3 separate regions of the Homo sapiens genome follow, and all the other regions are linked to region 1. Evidence: read pairs that join two places in POLR2A ChIA-PET (ENCODE). Cell type or tissue: MCF 10A. All regions are shown on one strand. Each heading gives the region's core, and the rest is flanking DNA. Links, peaks and the distances in the headings are about the cores only.

What was found. Peaks named below come from ENCODE experiments on the same cell type or tissue, not always from the same donor. Only the 100,000 strongest peaks of a DNase experiment are listed, where the experiment ranks them.
Region 2: POLR2A ChIA-PET joins it to region 1 with 12 read pairs; 2 of 35 experiments call an interaction of 5 or more read pairs at or near these places.
Region 3: POLR2A ChIA-PET joins it to region 1 with 17 read pairs; 2 of 35 experiments call an interaction of 5 or more read pairs at or near these places.

What each region holds. Positions count from the first base shown.
Region 1 is chr2:136,596-147,371 of GRCh38, forward strand. No RefSeq gene overlaps it. Among named protein-coding and RNA genes, the nearest start is that of FAM110C, 95 kb to the left of the region's middle. In MCF 10A, for the core only: a CTCF peak has its summit at 5,664 (motif pointing left); a DNase peak (open chromatin) is centred at 5,686.
Region 2 is chr2:27,454-38,229 of GRCh38, forward strand. No RefSeq gene overlaps it. Among named protein-coding and RNA genes, the nearest start is that of FAM110C, 14 kb to the right of the region's middle. In MCF 10A, for the core only: no CTCF peak of the experiment used is centred there; a DNase peak (open chromatin) is centred at 6,368.
Region 3 is chr2:41,447-52,222 of GRCh38, forward strand. FAM110C (family with sequence similarity 110 member C) reads right to left here and starts at 5,059. Exons shown (of 2, transcript NM_001077710.3): 1 at 3,994-5,059; 2 at 1-181. The coding sequence starts at 4,939. The coding sequence ends at 162. In MCF 10A, for the core only: no CTCF peak of the experiment used is centred there; DNase peaks (open chromatin) are centred at 3,545, 5,245 and 5,735.

The DNA of each region.
Region 1 (10,776 bases), core at 2,643-7,642:
GTGTTTCTTCAACTACTTTGGTTCAGTGGAATTGGGTTCCCAGGGAAAATCCCAAACTCTCACTAGAAGTTTTGAGTTACCATTGAGTAAAATTGGTAATGTGGCTGAAAGGCCCTGTGTGGTTTGCTGTTGGCTTTAATGGTAAAATGTTCTGAAAACTCTGGAATGCTGTCAGCGGGTCCCTCTCCTGGAAGGCGTGCTTCACTCTGCCATGCCGGGCTCCAGGAGGATAACTGCTTGCTGCTCCAGCAACTCAGGCTGCTTGCTGTGCCTGGAATGCTCAGCATGAGGGGCCACCGAGGGCAGTTCCTGAAGCCTCTCCACTGAAGGTGGACTGGGAGAAGCCACAGTGCCACGCTTCTTAGCCACATGAGGCCCGTGAGTTTTCACCAGCTGTTCACCTTTCCTAAGTCCAAGGCATGTCTCAGGGGGTCCGGGCTCCTGATCCTCTCCACTTCTGTGGCAGCTTTGTTGCAGAGAATTCAAGAGAGCAAATAAGGGAAAATGTAGTTGGGTGGCAAGAATAATTTCTCACGTTTTGAGGGAAGTAGCCCAAGTTTGGGAAAATATGGAGAAAGATAAAGAAGACAAAAAAATAGCCCTTAAGATTTCCCAGTTAGAATTATTCACAAAGGGAATAAACCCTTATCTGGGGCCACCACCAGACAAGAAGGAACCCCGTAATGGAAAGTCAATATGTTACTGTTGTAAGAAATCAGGACAGTGGAGGAAAAATGAATGCTAAACGAGGGTCAAGAAGAGTTGAGAGATACAAGCTAACTCTAAAGCTTTACCGTCATCTCCAAGAGATTTTTGCCTAAGGAAATTGGACAAAAAGTAATTGGAAAATTGTGGAAAGTAACCTCAGAGCTGAGGGTGGGAGGCATTTATGTGTCTCTTTCTTTTCCCACTTTAAGCTTGTCCTGATCTTTCTTGTGAACACTGAAGGCACACACTCCACAATTTCTACAGACGGTTATCATTTTACGTCAACCTAGGAAAACATCCAACTTTTGGGTACCTCTAGACAACCTTCTCCCTGTTCTTTCTTCTCTGAGGTTTCTCAACAAGTAGATTCTCCATACTGTAGATGGAGTGTTTTCAGAGCTCCCAGGAGGCAAGGAGTTGGTAAATAAGCACTTTCTAAAATAAAAGAACTATCATTATCTATTTGTTCATCAAATAGATACTTAGGTTTTTCCCATATCTTGACTATTGTGAATAATGCTGCAATGAACTGAGACTGCCGACATTTTCACAAGGTCACTTTCTCTGACTATATGCCCAGAGGAGAGATTGCTAGGCCATAATGTAGTTCTTTTTAAAATTTCCTTAGGAGCCTCCATACTGTTTTGCATAATGGCTGTGGCAATCTACATTTCCACTAACAGAGTACAAGCATCCCCTTTTCTACATACCCTCACCAACACTTATTATCTCCTGACTTTTTGATAGTAGCCATGCTTACAGATGTGAGACATTTCACAGTGGCTTTAATTCACATTTTCCTGGTGACTGATAACATTGAGCACATTTTCATATACCTGTTGGCCACTTTTAACGTCTTCTTTGGAGAAGTGGCTATGTAGGTCCCTTGTCCATTTTTTTAATTCGGTTGTTTGTTTTTTTAATATGGAATTGTATGAGTTCTTTATAAATATTGGATTTTGTTTCCAAATCTGTAGGTTGCCATTTTATTTTGTTGATTGTGTTTTTTGCTGTTCAGCCTTTAAAAAGAAGGAGATCTTGCCATTTGCCACAACATGCATGAACCTGGAGGACACTATGCAAAGTGAAACAAGCCAGACAAAGAATGAAAAATATTCCATGATCTCACTTACATATTGAATCTTTTAAAAAAACAGGTAAACAAAGACAGCGAATGAAACAGGGTTACCAGGGGGACTGGAGAGGGTGGGGGATGGGAAGATATAGGTCAGAAGGTACAAAGTAGCAGGTGTGTGGGATAAACAAGTCCAGAGATCTCATGTACAACATGAGGACTAGTGTTAAAAAAAATTGTGCTGTATTTGGAATTCCTGATAAATGAGTTGATTTTAGTTGCTATTACCACAAAACAAAAACAAAAACAAAAATGGGTAACTATGTGAGATGATGGATGTGTTAATCTGCTTCACTATAATAACCATTTTACTGTATATATGTATATATATGTATCTTAAAGCATCATGTTTTACATCTTAAATATACACAATAAAATTTATTTTAAAAATTAAAATAAAATAAAAGCATCTCAAATTAGAAGGGCTCAAGGAACAAATAATATGGGTTAGTAAAAGAAATTGAATCCTGCTCTGGTTTGAATGTTTGTGTCCCCTTCAAAATGTGTGTTGAAGCTTCATTTCCGATGTCGAGGTTTTAAGAGGCGGGACCTTTAGGAGGTGATGAGGTGATAAGGCTCCTCCCTCACGATAGAATTAAGGCCCTTGTGAAAGAAGCTTCACACAGCATTCCACCTTTTTGCCCTTCTGGCCCTACCACCATGTGAGGATGAAGCACTCGTCCCCTCTGAGGACACAGCGCTTGTCATGGTGCCACCTTGGAAGCAGAGAGCAGTTTCACCAGGTTCTGACCTTGCCAAGCCTTGATCTCAGACTCCCAGTCTCCAGGACTGTGAGAAATAAATTCCTACTATTTATAAATTACCAAGGTTCAGGTATTTGGTTATAGCAGCACAAACAGATGGAGATCATCCCCTTTTCACAGCTTAAAACAAAACAAAAACATTATGGACATGTGTAAATCAACATCCTCTCATTCTAGCTCAAATACAAGGAATAAAAAACTCAGAGAGTTAGAAAAACAGAGCATAGTCAAGAGAGGCGCATTTTCCTTTTTATATTCCCAAATTACCTGGGAAAAAGAATGAAAACTGGGCAAGAAATTGCCCGTAGATTTGTACAAGCTCTGCGAGAAATACGTGAGGTTGAGGCTGCTCTGATTCCTATTGTTCCATATGGGGCTGCATTCTGCGTCTTTTCTGTACTTTTCACTGAGGTACCAGGCTCTTCTTTGAGTGCCCCTGGAATCTTCTTTCTTCCGCATTTGTGGTGACGGATCCTCAGATTTGCCTGCTATACTTTCTAGACATTCACAAGAGAACTAAGAGAACTTTTCCCCACCTTTAATTCATACTAATTCAACATGTGAGCGATTTATTAATAGCTGTTAACACTGTATGTGCTTACAAACAAGATACTTTCAATTTAATAAAAATTTTGCTTCTCTAAATAAATTGCAGTATTATCAAAGTGAAGTCAGGAATTTGGGACATTTGTTTTAGGCTGGCAGATGAAAACCGGTTCTATCCTGAAGTCAGCCTATCTTAAGCACACACTATCTAACACATATACACAAACTCTGCCAGTTTGGGGGTTGTTTGGGGGTTCAGACTACGGGTCCTTTCCTATTCTGAAAAAGCTAAGCCTCTTGCTATGATGTCACATGAGGAGTTCACCAGAACTTTACTGTGGTCTAAATAAGCTGAAGAAGTCTTCCAGATCCTAAGGAAGCCTTGTTTCCCCATCTGTGCTGGGTGCCTACCCGAGATGACATTTCAAACGTCTTTTCTGTTAGAGAACAAGGGAGAGGCTAGAGGTGTGGCTACTTTGAATCAGACCCTGACCACAGGCCCTTCTCTGTTGCTCTGGGGACACCAGAGTGTCGATGAGCTGTAACAGCAGCTGCCTCCAGACTGCAAAGGCTCTTACTTGGACTCTAGGATATTTAGCTTACACTTAACGCAAAGGGCTACTGCTACTTTACGAGTCCTTGCAAGTCTGTAAGACACCATACTCACCGGTGCACCGCCAGACTAGTTATGCACTAGTCTATCGAATTGCACTCCAGGCAGAAGGAACTGTTTGAATCTGACCTTTCTGTTGCCGGATGCTGGCCACGTTTTGCTACAGCACAAGGTGCTCAGTCTGGGTCTGATTCGGCTGATATTCCTGGTCCCAATGCTGACTCAACAGTGCTCAGTGACTGGTCTCGTGCGAGACACATGGGGAGGTTTAAGTTCTCTCAAATGTAAAATCAGCTCAGGTGCCAGAACCCGAAGCTGTTATGCAAACTGCATAATTGGCCATTGTCTTACGAAGGGAGAATGTCTAATTGATGGCTAATATGCATTGGGGGTCTGTCGTGTCACGGGCCAAATTTGGAAGAATAGAGGCTTTCTAATATCAATGAGAACTAAAATATCACTTGGGAAACGAACTGCTGTCTTACTAGAGTCACTGCCATTGTCTTTACAGATTTCTGTAATGCACTGTAGACTGCATTACAGACCTAACAAGATGAAACATATAAAGGAAGTAAAAAGGGCTAATAAAGTTTGAACTGCGGAAGTCGAAGCCCCGTTACTGCTGCAGAGGAACTCCTATTCGCTGTTTCAGCAACAAACAACCCTCCAAGACTTAGAAAATAAGAAAGAAAGAAAATGGGGTGTCCTCAATAGGATTATTCCTGTCCCCCAGTTGTACGATTGAGTGGATTTTTCATGCCATCAGCAAGCTCATTTGAACAAAAGAATACTCTGAAAACCTTGGAATTCTACTACATTTGCTATAGGGTCAAATAGTTCAGGAAATGACACAAAGGTGTGCTGTTTGTCAGCAAAGTTATTTGTGGGAAACACCCAAGTTAAGTCGAAGAAGCCCGCTGAGGCCAACATGATCTGAGAACTGGACAAACATGGACTTTACAGAAGTTGTGCCCTCGGAAGTTAAGAATTATTGTTTAGCAGGGATGTGTATGATGCCTGGATGGCCGGAGGGCGTTCACGTGCTAAAGCAAATGCTCAAACAATGATCATATCATTACTGAATTTTATCATTCTAACCTTTGGGATTCCAGAACATGTAAAATCCAGTAGATAAGCCATTTGGTTTCTACGGGGCTAATTTAGGGGCTCTTTAAAACACTACAGAGGTCTTTAAATTATTATACTCTTTATTATCACCAAGCTCCTGGGCTGGTAGAATGACTAAACCACAGTGTATTAGTCCATTCTCACATTGCAATAAAGAACTACCTGAGACTGGGCAATTTATAAAGAAAATAGGTTTAATTGGCTCATGGTTCTTCAGGCTGTACAGGAAGCATGCTGAGGGGGAGGCCTCAGGAAGCTCACAATCATGTCAGAAGGCGAAGGGCAAGCTGGAACATCTTACTTGGCTGGAGAAGGAGGAAGAAAGGGAAGCATGAGGTGCTACACACGCTGGAGAAGGAGGAAGAAAGGGAAGCATGAGGTGCTACACACTTTTAAACAACCAGATCTCGTGAGCACTCACACACTACCATGACAACAGCCAGGGGGAAATTCACCTTCATGATCCAATTGCCTCCCACCAGGCCCCTCGTCCAACACTGGGAATTACAATTTGACATGAGATTTGGACGGGGACACAAATCCAAACCATATCACACACCCTAAAGAATTATTTGGTTAACTTACACCAAACCAATGGCTTATTCGAGTGTTGTTACTGGTCCTGTTAAAAATAAGATCAACTCCTAGCAAGCATGCTATTTCGCCTTTGGAGTTAACATCTAGTGACCTATGAATTCAGGATTTAAGTTCACTGCTTACCTATAAAGGAAAACACCATAGATGTACTACTTAACTGGGTTGCCATCTTTCTAGGCTTATTCTGCCATCACGTGGCAGATGCTGGAAAAGTCCCCAAGGAGACGTGCTATCAATTTTGACCAGAAAAAAGCTACATAGAGTTCCAGTGACAAGACTGGATGATCATTGTGCTAAGAAAGACCCCGCCAGGGGTGGATCAGGAGGTCAGGAGATCGAGACCATCCTGGCTAACACGGTGAAACCCCGTCTCTGCTAAAAATACAAAAAAAATTAGCCGGGCCTGGTGGTGGGCACCTGTAATCCCAGCTACTCAGGAGGCTGAGGCAGGAGAATGGCGTGAACCTGGGAGGCGGAGCTTGCAGTGAGCCGAGATAGCGCCACTGCAGTCCAGCCTGGATGACAGAGTGATACTCCGTCTCAAAACCAAAAAAAGAAAGACCCCGCCAGGTGTTGCTGATAACTCGCCCACCATCACAGTGAAGGAGAAGCTCGGCTTCACGAGAGCTTCGCCTGTGACCGCACCTGTGACTGAAATGGCCGTGACTCCTGGTAAGGACTCGAGGTTGAATCCCCAGACAGTAACGTCCAGGTCAAGGGTTTATAACTAAGAATAATCACAATACTATAAAACAAGGGGTACACTGAAAAACATAGAATCTAGTTATGAAAACTAATAAAAATAAGCATTAAATATCTTTCAGATTATGAGTTTTAAAAATGAGACAGCATCCTGTAAATAGTTTAATGATAAACCATAAACTGGAACAATCTATCAGAAAAGCAAAGCAGCAATATAGATTTGAACTATTGAAAAGTTTATATTCTTTGGCTTTAAATATCTTTATAAATACATTTAAAACAAATTTATATTTATTATATGAATACATTTATTAAATACAGATAATAAAACTTGTTTAATCCTAAACGAGTCCTGTTCAGAATTCCTTCCTTATTTTGTCATGCTTTAAGGCCCATGAAAAGCTTAGGCAAAACTCTGGGTGGGCTTTTGTTACATTCCAGCCTTTGTGAAAGGGCACTGGCTTTTTTAGCTTTTAATATTTAACTTAACCACTCAGTCAGTACTGAAACAGTTGTGAAGGAGGCCTGCATTAGTGAGACCTGGCCCGCCACAATCCCCACTGTCAATTTGCACATGATTTCTACCATGCTTGTATATTTATTTATCACGAGAATCGTAGGGAGATGGGGCATTGTAATCTTCCTGGCTGCTTCCTGCTGAGAGGGGGTCGTCGTGATGGGGCACTGTGTGCAGCACTGGAGTGGGAGAGGTCGATTTCTTCCCAGCGGCACTCTCTGTTTCAGGAGCTTAGCGGCAGCGCCTGCTGAAACGTAATAGTATGCAACAGTAACACATGTAAACAGGTTGTTGCTGTTTTCTTCTGAGGTTTAAGTTGTCTAGTCTTCAGTTCACAGGGCTTTATGAAAGCACAGCTTAGGTTTCCGTGATTTCCAATCAGGAAAAATGGGGAAAAAGGAAAAAACTGAAAACATTATTTTGGAGACCTGTAGCCAGAAAAATTAGAATTTAATCTCAACCATAGAAAATAATAAAAACTGGAAAACATCAGGCAAGACTAGAATTTAGCAAGAAGTGTACTATAGTTTCTGAAACATAATTTTTATCTCTCCAGTTTCCCATTTTTATTAAAAGACAAATCATGGTAGGACTAATTTGCTTTATTATAATTGGTCAGATTATCTGTATAAAGTGCAGCAAGAATAATTATTTTCACATCAGCCTTTTAAACTGGCTTTTATGGAACTTTGTTCTGTAGAAGGAATCTGAGATAAGGCTTTTTTAAAGCCAAGCCCAGCCATGGATTTGTACCATCAAATACCTATGAGTTGGGTGAATTCCTCTCCTTTTGAGGTTCCAAGATAACTTGGGGTTCCTGGCCTGTCAGAAAGTGACATTCTTTACTTACCACAGATCAGAAACCCTGTACAGGGACTGTGTACATGGAATAGGAGGCCAGTTTCCCAAGGGCTTTATTGGCTTTATGAGTTAAGTTTGATTCCTAAAAGGAAAGAATACAATTCCAGTCAAAGCCTTGGTAAAATAACCAGTTTTTCCAATTGTGTCCTGTTACAAAAGAAGACAGATTCTTACTACACTTACACAAATAAGTATATTGCCGTAACTTGAGAATACTCACAAATAGTTTCCAAATTCTGGAGAATACCAAGTAGAGAGAAACAAATATACTCCAAATTTTGTTCATGGGAGTATACTAAGTTGTTAAAAAGCTGTCAATAGCTCAAAAGAAAAGTTTCCTTGACTCTGAAAAGCAAAACAAAGGATTGGCAATATTTTAAGCAAAATGCCAAAAGGATCACTCCAGTCTCCTATTGGTTCAGTTTATGCAGTTAATTCCTGTCCTGCTTGATATTAATGAAAATTTTAGCTCTTCAAATTCCTGAATGTTTTTCCTCTATTCTGATGTCAAAATCTCCAAAGTTATCAGAAACCTGCATTCAAGAGCCCCTGTTAGAGCTTCATAGCTGATTATAAAACCACCTTCTAAATGTAATAGAAAAAAATTTTCTCCTGTCTTTGTTATCTCTGTGTTTCTTTTCTGTTTGCTTCTTTCGACCTTTATGCTACAAAGGCTTTCTTCAAATTTGATATTTGACATTTTTCATTTAATTGCATCACTCTCCCAAGCTGAACGAAAGCCCTGGCTCAAAATATGAGCCTGTTAATCAGTTTCACTCTTGATGTGAAAAAGGTAAATTATCTGGAGCAGTTTGCAAAGGACTTACAAAGGACAGAGTGCTTGAGCTGAGACCCAAAAGATGAATAGATGTTTGCCAGGTGGGGAAGGTAATGAGCCAAAGGAGCCGTGTATTTCTAGAACATATCACAGTGCCTGGCCCAGAGGAAGCACTCAAGGGTTATTTTAGAATTGAATGAATGTTCATAGTTATGGTGGCATGAATATCATGGTTTTTTTAGGAAATTCCAAGACAATTTATTTCTATTGTAGTTCAAATATGTTGGCAATACGTTCTCTTTTTAACGAAATGTCTTAATTCCTTATAATTATGATATGCCTAGTCGTGTTTCTCTTTTATTCATCTTGATGGTGTTTTGCTGAGATTCTTGAATCAGTGAATTTATCTTTCAACAATTTGAGAAGGCTTCAACTATTATTTCAAGTGTTTTTTGTTCATTCTGTCTCTTCTGTTATGGTGAAACTTCAACTACGTGTTAATTATTTTAGAACTTTTGTTATTGTCCATTAGTCTGTTCACAGTCGTATCTTTTTTTCTCTCTCTACAGGTGTACTTTGTTTTTTGAGTTTCACTTTATTGTGCTTTGCAGACAATGTGGGTTTTTGTTTGTTTGTTTTTGCAAATTGCAGGCATGTTGCAATCCTGTATTGAGCAAGTCTATTAGCACTGTTTTCCCAACTGCATGTACTCACTTCATGTACCTGTATCAGCATTTCTTGGCAATAAAGTATTTTAATTAAGGGATGTACATTGTTTTAGACATAATGGTATTGCACACTTAATAGACCACAGGATAATGTAAACATAACATTTATATGCACTGGGAAACAAAAAAAGTTTGTGTAACTCACTTTATTATGACATGTCCTTACTGTAGGGGACTGAAGACAAACCTGCAATATCTCTGAGGTATGCTTGTATATATAAGTTCTTGTCATCTCCAAGCAGACACTTTTACTTCTTTTTCTCTTTGGTTGCCTCTTTTTGTTTTTTGTTTTGTTTTTTTTTTTTAGGTGGAGTTTCACTCTTGTGGGCTAGAGTGCAATGGTGTGATCTTGGCTCACTGCAACCTCTGCCTCCCGGGTTCAAGTGATTCTCCTGCCTCAGCCTCCCAAGTAGCTGGGATTACAGGCATGCACCACCACACCCAGCTAATTTTGTATTTTTAGTAGAGATGGGGTTCCTCCATGTTGGTCAGGCTGGTCTCAAACTCCTGACCTCAGGTGATTTGCCTGCCTCAGCCTCCCAAAGTGCTGGGATTACAGGTGTGAGCCACCACGCCTGGCCTGGTTGCTTCTTTCTTTCTTTTTTTTTTTTTTTTGCCTAATTGTTCTGGCTAGGACTTCCAGTATGCTGCTGAATAGAAGTGGTGATAGTAGGCATTCTCTTTTCTCTAATCTTAAAGAAAAAGGTTTCTGCATTTCACTAATCAATATGATGGTAGCTGTGGGCTTCCATGTAAGGCTTTTATGTAACTTATTGAGAGTTTGTATCATGAAAGTATGTTGAATTTTGTCAAATATTTTCTCTGTAACTATTGAGATGATCATGTGGTTTTTGTCTCTTTTCATTCTGTTAACAGGATGTATCACATTTATTTATTTGCATATGTTGAACCATTCTTGCATCCCAAGGATAAATGTTTGGGATGTATAATACTTTAATGTGCTGTGAAATAAGGTTTGCTAACATTTTGTTGAAGATTTTTGCTTCTTTGTTTGACAGCGATATTGGCCTGTATTTTCTTTTCTTATGGTGTCCTTGTCTGGCTTTTGAATCAGGGTAATGCTGACCTTGTAAAACAAGTTTAGGAGTGGTCCATCCTCTTCAATTTTGGGGGAGAGTTTTAGAAAAATTGGTAGTAATTCTCATTTAAAATGTTTGGTAGATTTCCCCAGTGGAACCACTAGGTCCTGAGCTCTTTTATTTATTATTCATTCATTTATTTATTTATTTTGATGGGAGACTTTTGATTACTGATTCATCTTCTTACTCATTATTGGTGTGTTCATATTTTCTGTTTTCTATGATTCTGTCTTGATAGGTTGTTTGTTTCTAAAAAATTGACAATTTCTTTTAGTTTATTCAATTCATTGGCATATATTTTTATGTAATCTCTTATGAACTTCTGTACTATTGTGGTATTAGTTGTAATGCCTCTTCTTTTATTTCTGATTTTATTTATTTAAATCTTCTTTTTTCTTAATTAATTGAGATAAAGTTTGTAAATTTTATCTTTTTAAAAATCCAACTGTTCATTGATTTTTAAAATCATTTTTCTAGTCTCATTTATTTCTGCTCTTTATTAATAATCTTTGTTGCTTCATTTTTTTCTATTAATTTGGGCTTAATTTGTTCTCCTTTTTCTATTCCTTGTGATATATCATTAAGTTGTTTATTTGTGA
Region 2 (10,776 bases), core at 3,475-8,474, 110 kb before region 1:
GACTTAACCTAACCAGCTCTGTCTCATCCTGTGTCACAGTTATTGGTTCCAAGGTGGGTGCATAACTGAGGCTCATGCCAGGTGCCACACAGCACTCCCTTGGCCCCCTAATGGACTTCGGGACAGGCAAGGGCCTGAGTTGTTCCAATTAGAGTCAAATACAAGTTGTGCTAGGTTGTTAGGAACAAGAGTGTGCTTGTTCATGTTCCCCCTTTGATGAAGAATACAGCCTCAGAAATTGTTCCTGGAGATTTTGCCAGACTCAGAATGATTCTGACTTCACTGAAGGCAGAGCAGAAAATTAGGAAGAGACTGATTCCTGGGTAGCATTCATGAGCTTCTCTGCTCAGATTCACCCTGAAGCCTGGCTCCCTTCTGAACTACCCACCTGAGTCAATAAATTGCCTTGTATTTAAAGTCACATTGAGCTGGATTTTCAGTTATTTGCATCTGCAGGTGTTCTGTCAAGCTGGTACTGTGACTTTGTATCTGAGAATATTTACAGTGTTTCTCTCATGGTTGAGTCAATCATTTCAAGGATGCTTTGAGGGTAAAAAGAATGATCAATTGTGAAGCAGTGAATTGTGCTGCCAGGCACAATTCATTGGGTAATAGAAAGCTTCATTTACTGGGCAGTAGAAAGTTTCATTTTAATGGGCATCATAAAGGACAGACAGAATTAATGGGGGTGGTGACCTATGGCATTCTTCTTGCTGCAGAACCAGAAGCTTGTGTGGAAGGCAGCACACAAGATGGAAGGGGTGCAAGAACAGAGAGCTGGGAAGGAAGGTGAAGGGAAGAGAATGAAGCACGAGATACCCCATGGCTTGGTGTGGAACTCTCCTAAAGACACAGTGAGTAGGGGATGCCTCAATTGACTGAAGCCAGAGGAATTAAATGACAACTGCAACCATGAGATATTTTGTTGTTCACTGCAAATGCTCTTGGTGAAGTGCTCATGGCTCTAGAAAACTGTTTGTGGGTAAGTCTCAGGGGTGTTGGGGGAGGAAAGAGGTTTCCTCTACCCTCTTAGATTCTGTGGCTGGATCTGAGGATTAAACTGACATAAAGAAGATTAACAGAAGAAAAGCAAGCACATTGTGTTTGATGTTAATATTTTCATATGTACAGAGAGGTATTCTTAAGGAAGAAATGAAGACTCAAAGAAGTGGATAGGGTGGAGAGCTTATATGCCATTTTAACAAAGAATGATGAATTGCAGACATGTCACAAGACAAAAAGAAAAAGGCGTTTGGGCTGGGGCAAATCGTGGTAAAGTGATCAGAAAACTCATGAGGAAGCTAGTAGAGGAAGTGGGTCATTTTAGGAGGGTTGTCTGTACAGATGCATCTCAGCACGGTCTCCCCATCTCTGGTGATGAAAATGGTCTCCTCTTTCTGGTAAAGGGTGGGGGCCTCTTTCTCAAAGGAATCTACACCCTAATTTTAGGTATACGGAGGGAAGCCAGAGAGGCCTTCTGGCATCTGCTGTTTCTCAAGTGCCTTCCGCTCAAAATCATCAATACATCAAAGCAGCATATTTTGGGGTGGCATTGAGGGCCCTCACTGTGAGGAGAAGGAAGCTGCAGCACTGACCACTCCTGGTGGGTGAATGCAATGCTGTGGCGAAGTGGGGTTACAAAGCTGGGAGAGCCAGTGTTGGTTGCTATCCTTTCTTTCTCTCTCTCTGTCGGATATTCTCGAAGAGTGCACAGGCAAGAATGTGTCTCCTATGAAGTAATGCAAAGTAATAGTCTGGATGAGCAGATACAAATTAAATCTATGACAAACCAAAGCAGAATGAAAAGAAGGATAGAAACATGGAGTTGGGGGAGGGAGAAGTGAGAAAAACCAGGTGACTGCAGGCACAAAAGAGATAGGAAGAGTTCTGTGGCCAGGACCCAAGAAGCCCTGAAAAAATGGCCGATCAGTTGCCTTGAGAATAGCTGTTAACCCAAAGCCACACAAGATGGCTTAGGGCCAGGTTGCATAATGTCCTTTTTCCTTCAGGAATGTGTGGGGAGGTGTTTACAGAATGCCAGTTCTGCCTGGACTAGGGACTGAGTTGGGGGAAACATTACAGTGACCTATGAATTAGGATAAGAGGAGGGCTTTGCCAGCCAGAAGTGTCTGAAGCTGACTCTTTTATGCTAAGATGAGGGCACTCCCAGTGTAATGGCACAGGCCCTATCCCTTGAGTTTACAGCACTTGCATGTAGTTATAAACCTCATTTCCTCCCAAAGCAGCCAGATTCCCTGTGCCTCAAACCACACAGGGAGCCTGTGGTGGTGAAGCTGGTTGGGAAGACCCGGCAGAGGAGGATTTGGGAGTTGTGCATGACCCCTGAGCTGTGCTTTTGGAAGGAGAAATCTGGCCCTGCCTCACCTTGAGGACATCTGATGGGAAAAAGTTCACATTTCTATTATGTCAGTATGTCATGGCTGGGCTGAATTAGGTGATCTCCAGGGTCGTCTTCAGTCTTCTCACTCTGCGTGCTTGGGGAACTCTTCAGTCAGTCAGGACAGGTGACTGGGAAATGGGGAAGGAGACCCTCCTGTTGGCTTTTTTACAAGACTGCTATGTTCCACCATAGACAAGAAAGGATCTCCTTTGAAACTTATGTGTGCACTTCACAGACGATCACACAGAAGGTTCAGGGGGTCCCCTCCCCCAACCACTGTCTCCATGAGCACAGTGCTTTAAAGATGTATGTGATGCTACATGGAGATAATGCAATGAGCATAAGACCTGCTACATGGAGGTAATGCAATGAGCATAAGAGGTCTTATGTGCTCAGGTGCACGTTTACTTCACCCACCAGGGGGTACAAATCAGAGGCTACTCATCCTGCAGGTTTGTGCAACCCCAAGTCAGAACAGGTCTAGGCCTCTGTCTTCACCACTTTTCTTAGATGATCACAAACAACTGATAAATGGCCTCATGTTAATATTTTTCAGAGGAAAGAGTGCAAAGATTTACTCCATGAGTAAATTTCAGTCAGGCATTCTCTTGTGAAACCATTTCCCAAGTAAATAATGTGCACCCCATATGTAATTACATATGTGCATGCCATATGTAAGTAAAAGATTTTGAAGCTAGATTAGAAGACCAACATTCAGGAACCTGTGTTGTCTGTAGGGAGCTTCCTGAATTTAGAGTTAGGCCTAAAGACCTGCTGGTGAGACCTTGTAGACTATGTTGGTGGGGCCCATGACATCGACCATGGGGAGAGATGCCATCCCTTCTGCAGACCCCTGGGAACAACCTCTGCAGTTAGAAGGCTCCAGATGCAGGCTCTGGGGCCTCAGACTCAAAAGGAGCCATGGGCTGCTTCCTGTTTCCTTGCCTTCTGCTGGGTCTGGTGCCAGGAAAGGTGAGACTGCAAAGAAGATGCCATCTCAAGAATGACAGCTGTAGGGATCAAAGGTTGGCACCTGCCAACATAGTGAGGCCGGGGCACCCTGTGCTCTAAGAAGGGCTGTGTTCCTCTGGGTGACCAGCCATCCCAAGTTGCTGGGACAGTCATGGGCAAACCAGAGCAGGTGGTTGCTCTGTTATGTACAACCATCTACCAACAGGAATTTAACCAAATCAGAATGGCCATCGGGTCCATTATACCCAGTACTATACTTGTATTTGTGAATATCAGAGTGCCTCAGCCCTATACAAGTCAAATGGAGACCTTATTGGCTGTATCCAACTCAGCAAAATAGCAAATATACAAAAAGTGCTGAGAGTCCTTGAAATCCCACCCCCACACAGAGCCTGCTTGTATACAGTCGGCCATCTCCGTGGAAGTGGGAGGACGCAGTTGGCCATCTCTGTGGAAGTGGGAGGACGCAGTTGGCCATCTCCGTGGAAGTGGGAGGACGCAGTTGGCCATCTCCATGGAAGTAGGAGGCACTAACCCCACGGTCTTGGCTGGAGAACAGTAGATGAAGGAATAACAGGGTCACTTGAACTCCTTGATGTCTTCAGGCCCTTTGTTACTTGGTTTTCAACCTTCACACATCCTCCTCAGTAAAGTCATAGTCCTCTGGAGGACCACTGCCAATTGTGTTTATTGCTTAATTATTTTACCTGCCTCTTATTAATTACTTGGATCTAGTCTAGGCTCGTTACAGGCCTGTTCAAAGTGGGTGATTTGCAACAACCTGAGCGTGGCTTTCCTGATTAAATATAAATTCTTTTCTAATGCTAATAGAGCATGCAAAAAGCTGGAGTTACAGAAAACCCTTGGCACTCGGACCAGGAGTGCTAAGAGCATGGGAAGAAGACGTTGGGTGGAGAGATAGAGCTTATTTTCGCTAATCCAGTGACTTCACTTAGGGTTGTGGCGGCTTTTCAGGGCCTTTCACAGAGTGTAATGAAGAGCCATCTCATTTCTGGGTGTTTATCCACAGAAAAATGAAATCGGGATCCCAAAGAAAGAGCTGCACTCCCACGTTCATTGCAGTATTACTTGCAATAACCAAGATATGGAATCTACCCATGTCCATCAATGAATGAACTGATAAAGAAAATGTAGTGTGTGTGTGTGTATGTGTGTGTGTATATATATATATATATAACACAGTGAAATACTACTCAGCCTGAAAAGAAGAAGGAAATCTTGTCACTTATGGCAACATGGATGAATTTGGAGAACATTATGTTAGGTAAAATAAACCAGACACAGAAAGACAAATACTGCATGATCTCACTTGTATGTGGAATCTAGAAAAGTCAGACTCATAAAAACAAAGAGTAGAATGCTGGTTACCAGGGGCTGAGTGGGAGGCGGGCGGGAAATGAGATGCTGGTCCAAAGATACAAGGTTTCAGTTTTAAGATGAATACGTTCCGGGGATCTAAGGTACAGCATGGCGACTGTAGTTAATAATACTGTACTGTTTACTTGAAATTTGCTAAGACAGTAGATCTTATGCATCTGCATCTCTCTCTCTCTCTCTCACACACACACACAATAGTTAACTGTGTGAGGTGATGTGTTAATTAACTTGATTGTGGTAATTATTTTACTATGTATGCATATATGAAGTAATTACATTGTAAACCTTGGATAAACACAATTTTTATTTGTCAATTATTCCCTGATAAAACTAGAAGAAGAAAGCCCTACTTTGCATGTTTGTTCTAACTGTTCCTCCTTCGCCTTCAGTTAAGTAAACATGGGGATGAGGGTGGGACAGAGATGTGGAGGAAATGAAGTTAAGATGAAGTCTTCATCCACCATTTATTGAACATCTACTGGAAATGACCTGTAGTAGTCCATTTTACTTTGCTATAAATTAACATCTAAGGCTCTCTATGGAGGCCGGGGAGGCTGGATGGGACAAAAAGGCAGATGAAGGACAAATTCTGATTCTCTCTTCTGGAGTTGGGGCGCCTTTCTTTTCCTGCCCTTGGATGTCAGAGCTCCAAGGTCTCTGGCTTTTGGATTCCAGGACTTGCACTAGTGCTCCCGACCCCTGCCCCCTAACCTCCACCCAGCCTTTTTGGCCTTCAGCCTTGGACTGAGAGTTACACCATCTGCTTCCCTGGATCTGAGGCATTTGGACTTGAACTGAGCCATGCTACCGTCTTCCCTGGTTCCCCAGCTTGCAGATGACCTGTTGTGGGACTCCTTAGCCTCTCCAACCAAGTGCGCCAATTACCCTAAACAATCCCTTCACATGTATCTCTCTCTCCCTCTCTCACTCTAGATATATAGATATAGATATATACATAAATATTCTATTGGTTCTGACCCTCTGGAGAACCCTGACTAAAACATATGGTAAGTTGAAAATATAAACCGGTTCACAAATTATTTAAACAAACTAGTGAATGGTATACATTGAATCCTTAGGGGGCTAATAGGGTTAGAATAATAATTACTACCATGGATTGGGTGCCTCCTTTGTGCTCAGTGCTTTTAAATACGTCTCTATCCTCCAGTCTTCATGGCCACCTTCTAACAGATGAGAAAACTGAGTGGCGTTTAATGTGCTCCAGGTCAACAGCCCCTCAGCGCATTACTCTGACCTGCTGTGGTAATTCCATGATCCTAAAATGTTTGGCTTCTATGAGCCTCGACTTCAGTGTGTACCCACAGTACTTTGTACACAGATACTGACACTCCTTTTCAGAGTTCCAAGTTTAATCTCTGTTGTAAATGCATATTTGCTAGAAAATGTTCTTCCTTGGAGAAGGACCTGTAACTCTCTGACAGCGTTCCTGACACTACACCAGGAACGCTGGCCATAGTGACAACGTCGATGTACCCTGTGATAGGGGTTAGCATTAGGTGTGTAATGCTGAGTAATGCAGGCAGGGAGGCAACAACTTCCTGTTACCTTCAAGCTAGAATTGCTCAGTCAACCCAAAGCCACCGGGAAAAGGTGAGTAACGCTTCCTTCCTGCCTCTGCCTGCACGGTCAAATTGTTGACAGTTGGCTCAGTTTCTCTTCTCACCTGTAAAAGGATAATATTTGTGTAGACTTGGAACACATGCAAGAATCTGCAAGTAGATATTTGGAATGTGCATGTCTTGGCCTTTTCTTCCACTGTTGCTGGAAAGAAACCCAAAGAACTTAAGCTGTGCTGAACTTTCCGGTACTTCAAAGTAAACTTAAAGGATTTCCTGTTCTTTTTACAACTGTGGTCATTTCCCATTTACCTAAAATCGATATTAGCCACCACTGAAATAATCATAGTTCTGCTAGACTTCTCTGAGGTGAGCTAGAAGGTCTTGGACTTCGAATCCAGACTTAGGATTCCATGATATACAAGAGGGGGTTGTACTTGAAATTTACAACTCTGTAGTGGAACTTGTGCCCCAGCAAATGGGCCATCAGCCAGTTCAACAGGTTGCCGCAGTGTGGACCTAGTCAGCACTGCCCTGAGCTCTCTGGAATAGTTTGCTTTCCCTCAGATTTTCTCTTTATTGCTATTCTTAAAACACATATCATCTTACATAAAATTATAAACATAAACTGAACCATGATGGCCTGTCCTGCAATATGAAAATCGGCATGCTGCTTTAAAATGTGTATGTGTGTGATGTTGGGGCTGCATTCTTATCATCAAGGTACCTCCGTGTCACCGTGTCATTCAGTGGATGGTAACGTGGGATCTTCAGGTAATTCTGGAGTGGCATTTTGTATCAGAATCCATGCATTTGGGTATTGATCTGCTGAATCAGTTATTCCCTTGAGAAGTTATGACATCTTAAGCATTCTGGTTGGCATTGAATTGTTCTCATAAACCAGCACAGAGAGCGAATAGAGCAGACTTTGGAGCCAGGCAGATTTAGGTTCAAATTCTTACTCTTCTACTTACTAGTTCTTTGACCTAGGCAGGTAGTGGATTTCTCCACACCTTTGCTCCCTCATACATAAAATGATCCTTGCAGATGGTCATGGGGTTACAAGGAACAACCAACAGAAAGCACTTGTACAGTTCCTGTTACTAAAGATGCCTGGGGTGTGCTGGCTCCCTGAAGGCGTGGGCCACTCTCCTCTGCCATTCCGGAGTGTGACAAGTTTCTTCTCAGGGTTCTTTCAGGGAGGTTCTCCCAGGTGCACAACTGAAGGTTGGCTCCATCCACTTACTTCATGTCAGAGAAACTTTTTGTTTTTGTTTTTGAGATGGAGTTTTGCTCTTGTCACCCAGGCTGGAGTACAATGTATGATCTCGGCTCACTGCAACCTCCGCCTCCCGGATTCAAGTGATTCTCCTGCCTCAGCCTCCCTAGTAGCTGGGATTATAGGTGTCCACCACAACGTCTGGCTAATTTTTGTATTTTTAGTAGAGATGGGGTTTCACCATATTGGCTAGGCTGGTCTCTAGCCCCTGACCTCAGTGATCCACCCGCCTCAGCCTCCCAAAGTGCTGGGATTACAGGCATGAGCCACTGTTCCTGGCCCATGTCAGAGAAACTTCTAACTGTCCTCAATCCTGACCACATGGTCTTCCCCACCAAGGAGACAATGTTCTAAGCTGCCCTAATTTAGAGCAAGAATAAAACTGCCAGACCAAGCACTTAAGATGCTCAAGTGCTCACAGTAGTTTTGTCATTAGCTTCCTCAAGAAGTGGGAGCTAAAGTGAAGTCAAGAACAGGTCATCCAGATGTCTGTTGGTCAAGCCTTCCTCTAGGAATGTGCAGCCTTCCCAGCTAGCTAGGGAAGGAAAGTTTTCCCAGGACTCAGTGTTAAAACTAGAAATTGTTGGGCAAATAGGGAAAGCTGGTCACCCTGCTAATGTTCCCTACCCAAGGCAGGGCTCCCCTAAATGGACACTGCACAGAGGCAGGGGTCCCCTTCTGGGCCTTGGCACACTGGGCAGCTGTGTGAGCTTTGGGCCTAGGTTCCTCCTAGGAGATGAGCATTGAATATCATGATTTCTAACATCACTGTTGGCCATAACAGTCTGGTCCTGGCTGAGTCGTACCTGCCTACCTTCCCAGATGCCTACATTGGTCTCTCCTTAGCACCTCAGGCACCTGGAAGGGAAATGGCATGAGAGCACTGCGGGGCACTTGGCAGACACTCCCCCTTTCTGAACTGTGGAAATGACTTGCCAAGCAGGTTGAGAAAACAAGGTCCTCGGGTCCTGATAACATCTGCCCAGCCTGAGCCTGCTGTTTGCCTCCAAGGGTGTGTCTGAGAGACAGCTCTCAGAGCCCACTTAGGGAAAACACACCCCTCCACGTCCCAGCTGGCCTGCTCTGGCCTATGAGAGTCACCATTTATTTGCAATGTTGACTCCTCTTATTCTCTTCCTAAGTTGGAGAAGTGGACTCCTTCTAAAAGCCGAAGGAAGGAATGCAGTCTCTTACCAATGACCATATGATCTGATAAAGGATACAGGCTGCAGATTCATTTGTGGACTGTTCTCTTTTTATTCAGTTTAGATTTCAATGCTTTAAGCTTCAGGGTGAAAGAACTCCAGAGACTAAAGTTAACCTCTCAGTGAAAAAAATGCCATTTACAATTTTCATGTTATCCTTCTCTGTTGCTTGACTCTCTTTATATGATTTGGACTTTGGGTTTCATTTATGGTCCAGATAGATGGGCCATCAAATAGAAACCATGAACTAACAGACTCACATAAATTCATAAATCAGGCTCATGGTACTGCTCACGACATTTCCTCACTTTGCTTTCCCTCCTCCCTCCCTTTCTTGATTTTTGTCATCTATCATCCCTCTATGTATTATCTATGTATTATTTCCTCACTCAGTATCTGCCCCCCTGCTAGAATGTAAGTCATCAACCAATGGCAGGGAGCTTGGTGAACCCCCAGTGCCTTGTGCAGTATTTGGCTCCTTGATATATGCATGTGAGTGAACTCTGTGTGTTGTCATCAGTGACAGCCTTGATTCAAGCTACTATTGAATAAATAGCACAGTTGTTTTGATACCACAAGGCGGACAGTAGATTTAGGTTTAGACAATTCTGTAATTTTCTGTTCTCGCATTTGTAATTAAGAGTCCTCCTTAAGCTCAACATTGAGTAATCAACAGGGTATACTGAAGCCAGGATCCAGGTCTTTCCACTCTGATCCTGGGGTTCAGATTCTCACTTTCTAAGGAAATTAATATTTTATTTTGACCTAAAGTTAATAGTTATTAGTGATTTAATACAGTCTCCCCTTCAGATCACATTTCAACTTTAATGATAATTTTTAATGAGATAATATAAAGATGACAATCGGCCGGGCACAGTGGCTCATGCCTGTAATCTCAGCACTTTGAGACGGAGGCGGGTGGATCACCTGAGGTTGGGAGTTTGAGACCAGCCTGACCCATGTGGAGAAACCCCGTCTCTACTAAAAATACAGAATTAGCCGTGCGTGGTGGCACATGTCTGTAATCCCAGCTACTCGGGAGGCTGAGACAGGAGAATGGCTTTAACCTGGGAGGCAGAGGTTGTGGTGAGCTGAGATCGCACAATTGCACTCCAGCCTGGGCAACAAGAGTGAAACTCCATCTCAAAACAACAACAACAACAACAACAACAACAACAGATGACAATCAACCATAGAGTTTGAAGCATTGTAGCAGAGAAAATCAGGTGGCCATTGCCGGACAGGAGCACATGTTCTGGAATTTCTGTGCTGCCTCCCGTCAGCTGCTCCGTGCCACTTCCAAGACCAATATTATAAGGTTCTGGTTGAGACACTCAATTTCCTTCGTGCTTAGTATTTGTAACCTGGAACATTTAAATACCATATAAATCTATTTGATTCATCAGTGAACGTGCAAAGTGTAACCACCCAAGCATTGTGTAAGCCCCCAAGTTTACCTGAAGGGAAAAGGCAGCTGCTGTTGAACTCCGCAACATAAGCCACATCACCCAATGCTTGGACTGTTTCTGAACAGGTACAATAAGAGAGTTTCTACAGCAGGCTGAGTATCTGTCCATATTCTTCACAGAAATAAAGAAGTGATGTATTTCCTCTCCTCAAGAAAGCCCATCTTGGCCGGGCACAGTGGCTCACACCTGTAATCCCTGCACTTTGGGAGGCCGAGGTGGGCAGATCACTTGAGGCCAGGAGTTCGAGATCAGCCTGGCCATCATGGCGAAACCCCGTCTCTACTAAAAATACAAAAATTAATTGGGCATAGTAGTGGGCACCTGTAATCCCAGCTACTCAAGAAGCTGAGGCAGGAAAATCACTTGAACCCGGGAGACAGAGGTTGCAGTGAGCCGAGGTTGCTCCATTGCTCTCCTGCCTGAGCGACAGAGTGAGACTCCGACTCAGAAAAAAAAAAAAAAAAAGAAGAAGAAA
Region 3 (10,776 bases), core at 3,247-8,246, 95 kb before region 1:
TTCCCATATTCTCTGTAGTATTTTAAACCTTCTCAGAGCACTTGTTTTGTCAATGGGATGCTGCATTCCTGGTAAAACAGCAATCATGTGGTCACCTAGGCACACTAGCCAAATGGTCCTGGGATCCCAAATCACCCATGAAATCCTTCAAGAAGTCTTCATCATCGGGAAGGTTTGCTTCCTGAGGAGTTAAAGAAAAAATAGTGAATCAACTCCAGTCTAGACAAAAGTTAGTATAATGAAAACTAAACATTATACTGGTCTGGTCCCTGTAGTTTTTGTTTTCTGACATTCTCTGCATTTTGAAACATCTTCTTTTGCGTTTTAAATTTTGACAAGAGGTCAGTAACTTTATTAAATACAGCTATCATCTCGTTTCTCTGGCAGAACAAATTCCATCTCCCTGCAGGCCTTTTTCTGCGCTTTAAAAATTTCTCTTTGCCTCCAACTACTCATGGGGCAGTAAAGAAAATTTCTTTACATGTTGGTAAGGCCAGTGCTAACTACTACAGAGTTGGACAACAAAATAGGAAGCAATGCAGGCAGTTGAACTAAATATCTGAGGGCAAACAGATTCCTCCCTTTTCAAACACCAATATCTCTTAAAGGCCCAGGCGCGGGTCACACGACAGGGAAGAGTGGCCTTATGGCTACTCAAGCCACGTGTTTACCTAAAATGTGCTCCTAGTCGCATAGCTTCTCAGAATAGTCAAAGAAGAAAGGAAAAGAAAGCTGGATGTCCCGGGTTTATTTTTTCTGCATCTTTGCAAATATGAGACACAACTCTGTTCCAGGAGCTTTCGATGCGCTTCTACAGGTATTTCTTTTTTCTTTGTGTCAAGGATAAATGTGAAGATAGCTGTGGAATTGTCCGAACATTTTTGCCTTGAAATTAAGCAATGTTTTATGCCTAATTTCCCAAAGGACAAGTTATTTATGCCAGTATTAAAAGCAGCAACTTATATATTCTACGCAAAACAGAAAACCAGAAAGATCTAAATTTTGACAAGTCCCTAGTTTGATGAATTGAAAGACAGGAAGATGACTACATCACAGCAGATAAAAGAGATATTTTCATAAACTAAGCTCTGGGAAACAGAATACCAAAATTACCCATGTACAACCAACTACTGCTCATGGGTTCCCCAGAGGACTTGTGTGCGGATTATACGAGTCATTGCCCAGTTGTGATAGTCTCAGTTTTGAAAAGCAATTATCTTTACCCCATGGGGCAAGAAACTTATAAACGTATTTAGTTCTATTATAATTGAGACACTTTTATTATAAGTTGTAAATCTCTATCTACCAAGAGGACAAAAACCTCCAAATATATTTGTTTTCTCTTTCACTTAGAAAACCTACCTTTGTTCGTCTCAAGTTTTCTGAATCTTTCAAGAAATCCTAAAATGAATCCTTATAAATTTCAGCAGAAAAAGCACAGCTTAAATTCCTGCTTCCACATCTTCCAGAAGTTGCAGAACTGGTCTCAGAACAAGGGACTTCTGCAGGAAGTCAGAGGACCGCCCCACTGACCAGGTGTTCACACTCTGTCGTGGCTTTCCCTGCTGGTCTCCTCCAGTGGGAACACCAGTGCTGGGAGGTGGGGAGCTGTGAAGGGGCTAAGGTCATGAGCAGACACTGTTCCGGTGATCTGGAGAAAGCCCAGGCAACTCTGTTCTCCTCATACACCCCACCCCTGGTAGCCGGGCAGTAAGTCTCTGCATTGCAGTTTCAAAGAGGCCTGTGCTGTTTTGGGTCTAGGGAAGTACATTAGTAAAGAAAATCTTTATAGTGCTGGTGACTGCCAATTCCATATAAAAACTGGGGTAGCTTCTGTGGGACTGTACCCCTGCTCTGAGAAATAATGTGAAACTTCTCAGAAGACAGTTGCCATTGTCTCCAGTCTGGAACAAACGGGATTCAGGTGGAGGGAGACATGAGGGGAGGAAGAAGCCCATGAGCCTTTTTCCTGCCTCCATCCTTAGTGCCTTCCCAAACCTGCTCTCACTTTCCCTCTTCCTTCAACTATTTCTCTTTGTCATAAAAGTGAAAGTTCTCACAAGCTAACTAAACTTCTTATATTTTTCATAGGTCCAAGCCTAAAAGGTCTTTAGGATTTAGTCTATGAAGTCAACTAAATTCTCATTCAGGTCACTCTTTTGACATTGGCTAATTCGAGATGGGAACCAGCCTGGGTCTGGAGGGATCAGAGCAGGCTGCTTTTATTTTTATGTTGTCAGGTTTTACTTTGGTTTCATTTGTATGCCACATTATTACCTCCCCACTATTTATACCACCAAGTCTACCTACTGCCTGCACATGCTATGGCTACCTGGAGGGAGCTTATTCATAAATTTACTTCTCACGTACTTCAATAGACAACTTTTTTTTGTTTGTTTTCCATTTCTGGGTTTCAGTCATGCAACACAGATTATTACTACACAGACTAGAAAATGTAGAGGTTGAAAACCATCCGCCTATCTCCCTTCTTTTTATGGACAAAGGACGCCTGGTCTATAGTGCAGGAATCATTTGCTAACATAAGACAGGCCCTTAATTCTGGTTTAGTGCTCTATCCACCAGACACTGTCCCTCCACGGACCTGGCCACTCTCCAAAGCTCCTGCCCTACACATGGTGCCATCATGGAAATACCCTTGCCAGCATTCATTCATCTCAGATCCAAAAGACAATTTGTGAAAACTACAAATTAATGTTTGTTTGCTTTTTAGAACTTTGCCTATATATATTTGTTGGGAACTTAGGCTAGTGGAAAACACAAATCTTCTATAAATTATAAGGAAGAACTTAAGTCCTGAGCCTTCTGAGTTCAAGAAAAAGAATGAATTATCTTCTTCTCATTAATTTTCATGTCTGTACTAAAGTCATAGCCAGAGAAATTATTGGAGATATTTTTAGCTGTCAAACATAGGTGAGCCCTGTGCAAACATCTCTTGGGCAGCCTCCCCCAAACTCTACAGGCTGCCATGCATCTTCACTTAGTTTATCACAATGGCAGAAAATAATTTCATCTCATGATTTTTAAAATTTACTTATAGCAAGTTGTCATTGAAGGGTAAGAGGAAAAAAAAGATGTCGCAAAGTTTAAATTGTTCGTTCTCAAAGACAGCCCTGAAAAGGTTCTTTCTCTTCACTACTTTCCAAGACGCCCATAGGGAAGAGCAGGTAACAGTGAAGACCAGCACTCCTCAGTTCCCCAGTGAAAAGCAAAAAGAGCTCGAGGTCAATCCGGCACTACTGGTTGTCCAAAGGGAGGTTACTTCCTGTAGTGTCATCAGAGGCAAATAAACTATAGACTCTAGTTACAATCTAGTCCAATTTCCCCAGTTTAAAAACCTGAAGCTCTCAAAACAATTTAAATAAAATTTAGCCAAATAAAGATCTTTGTTGCTAAGTGAATGCCAAAGTGCTACAAGATCCTGTGGAGAAGTTCTCACCACTTCAGCACAGGCCTCCAGGAAAGTGCAGGGAGTCTTCCTTTCTGTTCCAGTAACACAGCAGCGCCTACCTAGGGCTGCAGGTGGACTGGTCAGCTCCAATCAAACATCAGGACCGCCCACAGCACAGGTCAATGAACTCAGGAACTAGGGCTCTCAAGCTGTTTTCAGCTCAGGAAAGAATACTAGGGGTGTAAAACTGCTTTCTGGCAGCATTTTGGATTTCTCCTGTTTTCACAATAATAAGCCAAATGGGACATATTAATTTGCAGAATTGCCTTTCCAGGCAGCCAGACGCAGCAGACTCCTAAGGGCCTGGACCAGCAGGTGCCTGGATTGGTACCTTCTGCTCTTCAGCAGCGGGGGCTCAACTCACAAGCCTCTGCGTCAGTCTCTTGGGTCCCTTTCACACTGTAGCTCAAAATCGCACTCAATTCTAAGCAGCTGTAACTGGCCATCGCCCAGCTCGGTCACACTCACCAAGATTCACAGCCCCGCACACGGCCAGCCCCGCCCCCAGCCTTCTGGGCACACACCTCGGGTCCGGCTCTGCTCCTGGCTGGGGGTCTCCTTGGCCTTCTTACAGGTGTACAGCCACTTGATGATGCGGGCGTTCCTCTCGATGACCGAAGTGGTGCTGGGCACCTGCTCTATCAGCTCCTCCTCCTGCAGCCCCTCGTCGTCGCCGCCGCTGTGCCGGGAGAAGCCGCTGCCGGAGGTGGCGACGCTCACGCTGCGCACCTTGAGGGTCACACAGTCCGACCCCGCGGTGAAGTTCTCCCTCCCCAGGGCCTCCACCACCTCGGGGTCCAGGCCGCAGTACTGGAAGAAGGTGTCAGACTCGGCCAAGGCAGCGGAATAGCGGGAGCTGAGGTCCGACTGTGAGCGCTGCAGCCCCCGACGCCTCACCACCCGCGGCTCTGGCCCAGGGGGCGCGGCCGGGACACTGGAGGGCGCCGCGGACCGCGCGGCTGGGGCTGGGGTCTCGGGGATTGCGGGGTCCGCCGCGGGGCCAGGAGTGGTCGGGACCGTCTCCGGGTTCCCGGCCTTGCCCTCGTCTCCCGTCCGGGGCACCGGCGCCTTGTCCTTACCCGGCCCCTGGAAGAGCTTCTTCACCAGGCTTGCCCTGGGGCCGTCGGCGCCCGATCCTCGCACGAATTCGCATTTCTGCCGGTAGATGATCAGCGAGTCCGGTCTCAACGGCTTCCGCGCAATAGCCCTGCGCGCCACCGGGGCCGGGGCGCGGGCCGGGGGCCCAGGGTCGTTCCCCGGGCACTTGATCGCCCCCGGGCCGCTGCCCTCGGAAGCGACGCCCCGGCCAGTCCCCGGCCGACCCCGCACATACTTGGCGCGATCCGCCGCCAGCCTCTCCACTGCGCTCCTGCGCGCCGGCCGCGCGGCGTCGGGGTCCCGGGTAGCCGCGGGGTCCCGGGGAAGGAGCCGCTCGTTCGGGGGCGCGCTCAGGGCCGCCAGGGCGCGCATCTTCGCGGGGAATGGACCGACCGGGGTTCCGGGTCCAGCGGAGACGCGCTCGAGTGGTAGAGCCAGTCAGTCCCAGGGCCGGTTCCGAAGTCCGCGCCGGGTGGGGAACGGCGCCCCAGTGCCCAGCTGCCCAGGCCCGGGGTTGGGGAGAACCGGAGTCTGCACCGATTGGCGAAACTCCCCAGTTCCCGCCCCTCCCGACCTCATCGCCCACACCGACTGGCACCGCCCCCGCCCCCGCCCGGTGCCCCGGCCCTGGCCGCGTCCCCGCATCCCCGCTCGTCCCCGCCCGTCCCCGCCTCCTCACTCCCGCCCGGGCCCGCCTCCCTGGCCGCTCTCCGGGTGCCAGCGCCCGCCCTCACCTCGCGTCCGGGGTCCCGGCCCTCACCTCCTGCCCGGTGCCGTCCCCGCCCCCCCTCACCTTCCGGCGGCGCTGCCAACCGCCTGGAGGACGCTGGGGCGAGCAGGCTCTGAACCCCCACTCGCTCAGCCCCAGATCCCCGAGGTCACTGCTGGACGCAGGCATTTCCGGGGAGGGGGAGCAGAGGGGACGTCCCCCCACCTCCCCCGGGCAGGTGCCTCACATCCTTTGAATTCTTAAAGTGACCTCATCGTGTTTGGAAACTTGACTGTTTAATTTTGTCTACCTGAGCTCATATTCTTATTAACAGAAAGGAATAGGACATAAGAGGAAAGAACACGCAGCGCACGCCAGGATCAGCCTACGTGTTGGGTGGCAAGAACGCAGGGCCTCGGATTGGGTCCGACTCGGTCGCTGGCCGGCAGCGGGCGTGGCCGGGCCCGAGGACCGAGCTAGGACTCTCAGTGGGGCAGGCTGGGGCCCCAGGCGCGGCTCAGTGGATTTGGAAGAAGCCCAGCCAAGTGTCCAGAATCATTGCTATTTTTACGGTAACCGAGGCAACGGGGAAACCACGAGTTCACCAGGCAGTGGATCAGCCTAGGAATGCTAAGAGTCTAAGATAAAATACTTCCCAAACTCCATTATTTCAAAAATTTGGACAAAATACTAAAGTTATCTCTCAGACATGTGAAATGTTCACGTTATCGCGTTGTGAAGACAACTCCGTAACAGGCTGTGCTTTCAGCCTTGTGGTTGAACGCTCCGAGCAGCAGCAGCCCGGAAGGCAGGGAGGGCGACAGGTGCAGATGGGCCCCCAAAGTGGGCACGAACACCTCACCAACGAGGAAGAGGACCGCAGCAGGGTGGTGCTGAGTGGGCCTTGGGGGTCTTTAATCTCCTTGAGCCCCAGCGAAGCAAAATTTCATAGGGATAGTAGCACAACAATAAATCGCCTCCTGAAAGCCAGACCGCCCAGACAGCCTCGTTGGAACATGTAAGACTCATAGGAAAAGGAGTCTAGGCCAATAAAGTAGAGAGTGGGAGAAGAGAAGGAAGGATGCGGGGGTGGGGAGTGAAAGAGAGGGACAGAGATGGAGAAAGGGGGAGCTCCTGGGTTGCCACAGATGGTTTCCTACAGGATGCGGGAGGATGGGGCCTTGAGGTCTAAAGTCCAGCCTGCTCTCTGCTTGGCAAGCCTGTTCCCTAAGTCAGAGGAAAAAACCTTTTTAATTGTGTAGCCCAAAGTGTCTTCTTTTCCTAATTTGCACTACTTCATGGGCAACAGCAGCACTTCTAAGACAGAGAACTGCAAAGTACAGGACCTCTGGAATTTGACCCTGGGTCCACAATTTACCTTTGGACAGGTAACAAACGTTCCAGGTTGTTTTGTCACCTGTAAAAATTTCTGTTTTAAATTTACAAGAAAAGACAATCCCATTAAAAAGCGGACAAAGGACATGAACAGACACTTCTCAAAGGAAGACATTTATGTGGCCAACAAACATATGAAAAAAGCTCAACATCATAGATCATTAGAGAGATGCAAATCAAAGCCAATGAAATACCATCTCACGCAAGTCAGAATGGCTGTTATAAAAAGTCAAGAAACAACAGATGCTAGAGAGGCTGCAGACAAATAGGAACGTTTTCACACATTGATGGGAATGTAAATTAGTTCAACTACTGTGGAAGACAGTGTGACAATTACTCAAAGACCTAGAACCAGAAATATCATTTGACCCAGCAATACCATTACTGAGTATACACCCAAAGAAATACAAATTATTGTCTTATGAAGATACATGCACACATATGTTCACTGCAGCACTACTCACAATGGCAAAGATGTAGAATCAACCCAAAGGCCCATTATAGACTGGACAAAGAAAATGTGATACATATACACCATGGAATACTATGCATCCATAAAAAATAATGAGATCATGTACTTTGCAGGGACATGGATGGAGCTGGAAGCCATTATCTTCAGCAAACTAACACAGGAACAGAAAACCAAACACCACATGTTCTCACTTATAAGCGGGAGACGAACAATGAGAACACATGGACACAGGGAGGGCAACAACACACACTGGGGCCTGGTGGGAGGTGGGGAGACAGAGGGGGAGAGAGAGCATCAGGAAAAATAGCTAATGCATGCTAGGCTTAATACTTAGGTGATGGGATGATAGGTGCAGCAAACCACCATGACATATGTTTACCTATATAATAAATCTGCACATCCTGAACATGTACCCCAGAACTTAAAATCAAATAAACATATTTTAAGCTGATAACTTTAATCACATACAGAAATTCTACCTCCTTACAGCTCCTCCCTGCTCCCACTTATCTTATTGGTGTCACAAATTAGATCTTTATATATTGGATACGCATTAACATAGATTTATACTCTTTTTCTTTTGATTCTTGTAACAGAATAAAAAGTGAAATTTTAGCCCCCTCCCAAAAAAATCGCTGTTTTTATAGCTTAGAACATTCATTGCTTCATAGTGAGCACTAAATAAATGTTAACCTAAAAGACCTAGGCTTAGCTCCCTGCTCAATTCTACCTCCTGGAGAGGCTGGAACATTCCACCTCTCACTGACTGTGATCACTCATCTGTAAATGGGAGCTCATTAGACCCACCTGATAGAGTATTTATTAAAGTTAATGAGATTGCTTATAAAGCAAACACAATTTTGAACGCTGGCCTTGGCAAAGAATGTATAAGTCCCCAAAAGCAATTGAAACAAAAGCAGAAATTGACAAGTGGGACATAATTAAACTAAAGTGCTTCTGCACAGTAAAAGCAACTATCAACAGAGTAAATAGCCTACTAACTGGAAGAAAATCCAACGAAGTCTTAATATCTGGAATCTACAAGGAATTTGAACAAATCAGCAAGCAAAACCCAAAAACCCTATTAAAAAATAGGCAAAGGACATGAACAGACACTTCTCAAAAGAGGACATACAAGTGGCCAACAAATATATATAAAAAGTTTACCATCACTAATCATTAGAGAAATGCAAATCAAAACCACCATGAAGTATCATCTCACACCAGTAAGAAAGGCTATTACTTAAAAGTCAAAAGATAACAGATGCTGGCAGGGCTACACAGAAAAGGGAACACTTATACACTGCTGATGAGAATGTAAATTAGTACAGCCACTGTGGAAAGCGGTGTGGAGATTTCTCAAGAGCTTAGAACTATCATTCCACCCAAAAATCCCACTATTGGGTATGGACCCAAAAGAAAATAAATCATTCTAACAAAAAGACATATGCATGCATGTAGTCATTGCAGCACTATTCATAATAACAAAGACATGGAATCAATGAAGATGCCCATCAGTGGTGGACTGGGTAAAGAAAATGTGCTACATATACACCATAGAATACTATGCAGCCATTAAAAAAGAGTGAAATCATGTCCTTTGCAGCAACATGCATTTAGCTAGAGGCCATTATCCTAAGCAAACTAATTCAGGAAGAGAAAACCAGATCCCACATATAAGTGGGAGCTAAACATTGAGTACATATAGACACAGAGAACGGAACAATAGATACTGGGGACTGCTTGATCGTGGGAGGGTGAGGAGAGGGCATAGGTTGGAAGGCTATCTGTGGGTACTATGCTCACTATCCTAGTGATGGGATCATTTGTACACCAAGCATCAGTGACCCACAATCTACCCATGTAACAAACCTGCACATGTACTCACTGAACCTAAATTTAAAAAAAAAGTAAAACTACTATAACATTGTATTTAAGACTTACTGCTATTAGACAAAACTAATTATATTTATATTCATGATATTTCATGTATTAAGCAAATAATTTACTAGAAAAATGGAACTGATAAATATAATATTGATGAGAATTATCTAAATAAGTTGTTCTTGTTGCTCAACTGATAGTGTCATCTTTGTGTCCATTTCCTTTCTAGAATCACTTCAAAAGACTTGGTCAGAGCAGGAAAAAATGCTTAAGGACTCAATAATCTAGGAACTCTACTCCCAGGAATGTATTCTAAGGAACAGATAAGAGATGTGTGCACCGCATGAAGATATTCATTGCAGTCAAATGGGGGAGGTCAACCTACATGCAAGTACAGGAGGAAGGCTGGAGGATGTATGACTTACCTGTGGGTGGAGTATTATGCATCCATTTACAGTCATGCTTCCAGAGTGTTTTTCAGAGTGGGAAGTGATTGTGATGTGTATGAAATTTTAAAAATAGCATGAATATAGAAGCAGTCCTCAGCATACAGTCCAGGGAATGTGGGGGCTCCTGATATCTTTTTGGGAGGTCTATGAGGTCAAAATTACTTTCATTGATACCAAGCAACAGGCTTCATGCCCAAAGTCCATAGAACTAGTGCTAACATAGTTTGGATGTTTGTCAATTCCAAATCTCATGTTGAAATGTGCTTGCCAACTTTGGAGGTGGGGCCTGGTGGGAGGGATTTGACAGTAGGGGTAGATCCCTTATGAATGGTTAGCCCTGTCCTCTTGGTGATGAATGAGTTCTTGCTCAGTCAGTTCATGGAGATCTGGTTGTTTAAAAATCTGGGACATCCCTCCCCTCTCTCTCTTGCTCCTGCCTTCACCATGTGACAAGCCTGCTCCTGTTTCACCTTCCACCATGATTGTAAACTTCTTGCCCTCACCACAAGCAGAGAAGATGTTGGTGCCATGCTTGTATGGAATGCAGAACCATGAGCCAATTAGACCTCTTTTCTTTATAATTACTCAGCCTCGGGTGTTTCTTTATAGTGATGCAAAAACAGACTGATATAAATACTATGGCTCTGGCTTTTGAGAAAAGATAAAGCTTTACTGTGAGTTGACTGGCAAGGAGACAGAAGGCAACACTCAGATCTGTCTCCCTGATCTTGGGGTGGGTAAAGCTTTTATGGCATTTCTAAGTAGTCCCAGGTGATGCCAATGCAGCTGGCCTGCCGGGCTAGTGGTGTAAAGAGTTAGGTTAAATCTTTTTCATTGCACATGCCCGGGATACATGACTTGCAGTTTTGGCTCTGTGCTACCTATAACAACTTATGCAATGGTAAATTGGCTTAAGTTGTTACCATGGTTACAAGACTAAGAATTGAATTGTCTTTTCTTTCTCCATTTCTTATGAGTATATAGTGGAGTTATCAAGAACCTAGTGACTGCTGAAATGCCAGAATATTTAGAGCTAATAATGTGTGCATTCAAAACATTTATCAGGCCAGATTTGGCAGCTCATGCCTGTGGTCCTAGCACTTTGGGAGGCCGATATGGTTTGGATCTGTGTCCCCATCAAATCTCATGTAAAATTGTAATCCCCAGTGTTGGAGGTGGGGCCTGGTGGGAAGTGACTGGATCATGAGGGCGGAGTTCTCATGAATGGTTTAGCGCCGTCCCCACTTGGTACTGTATAGTGAGGAAGTTCTCACGAGATCTGGTTGCTTAAAAGTGTGGG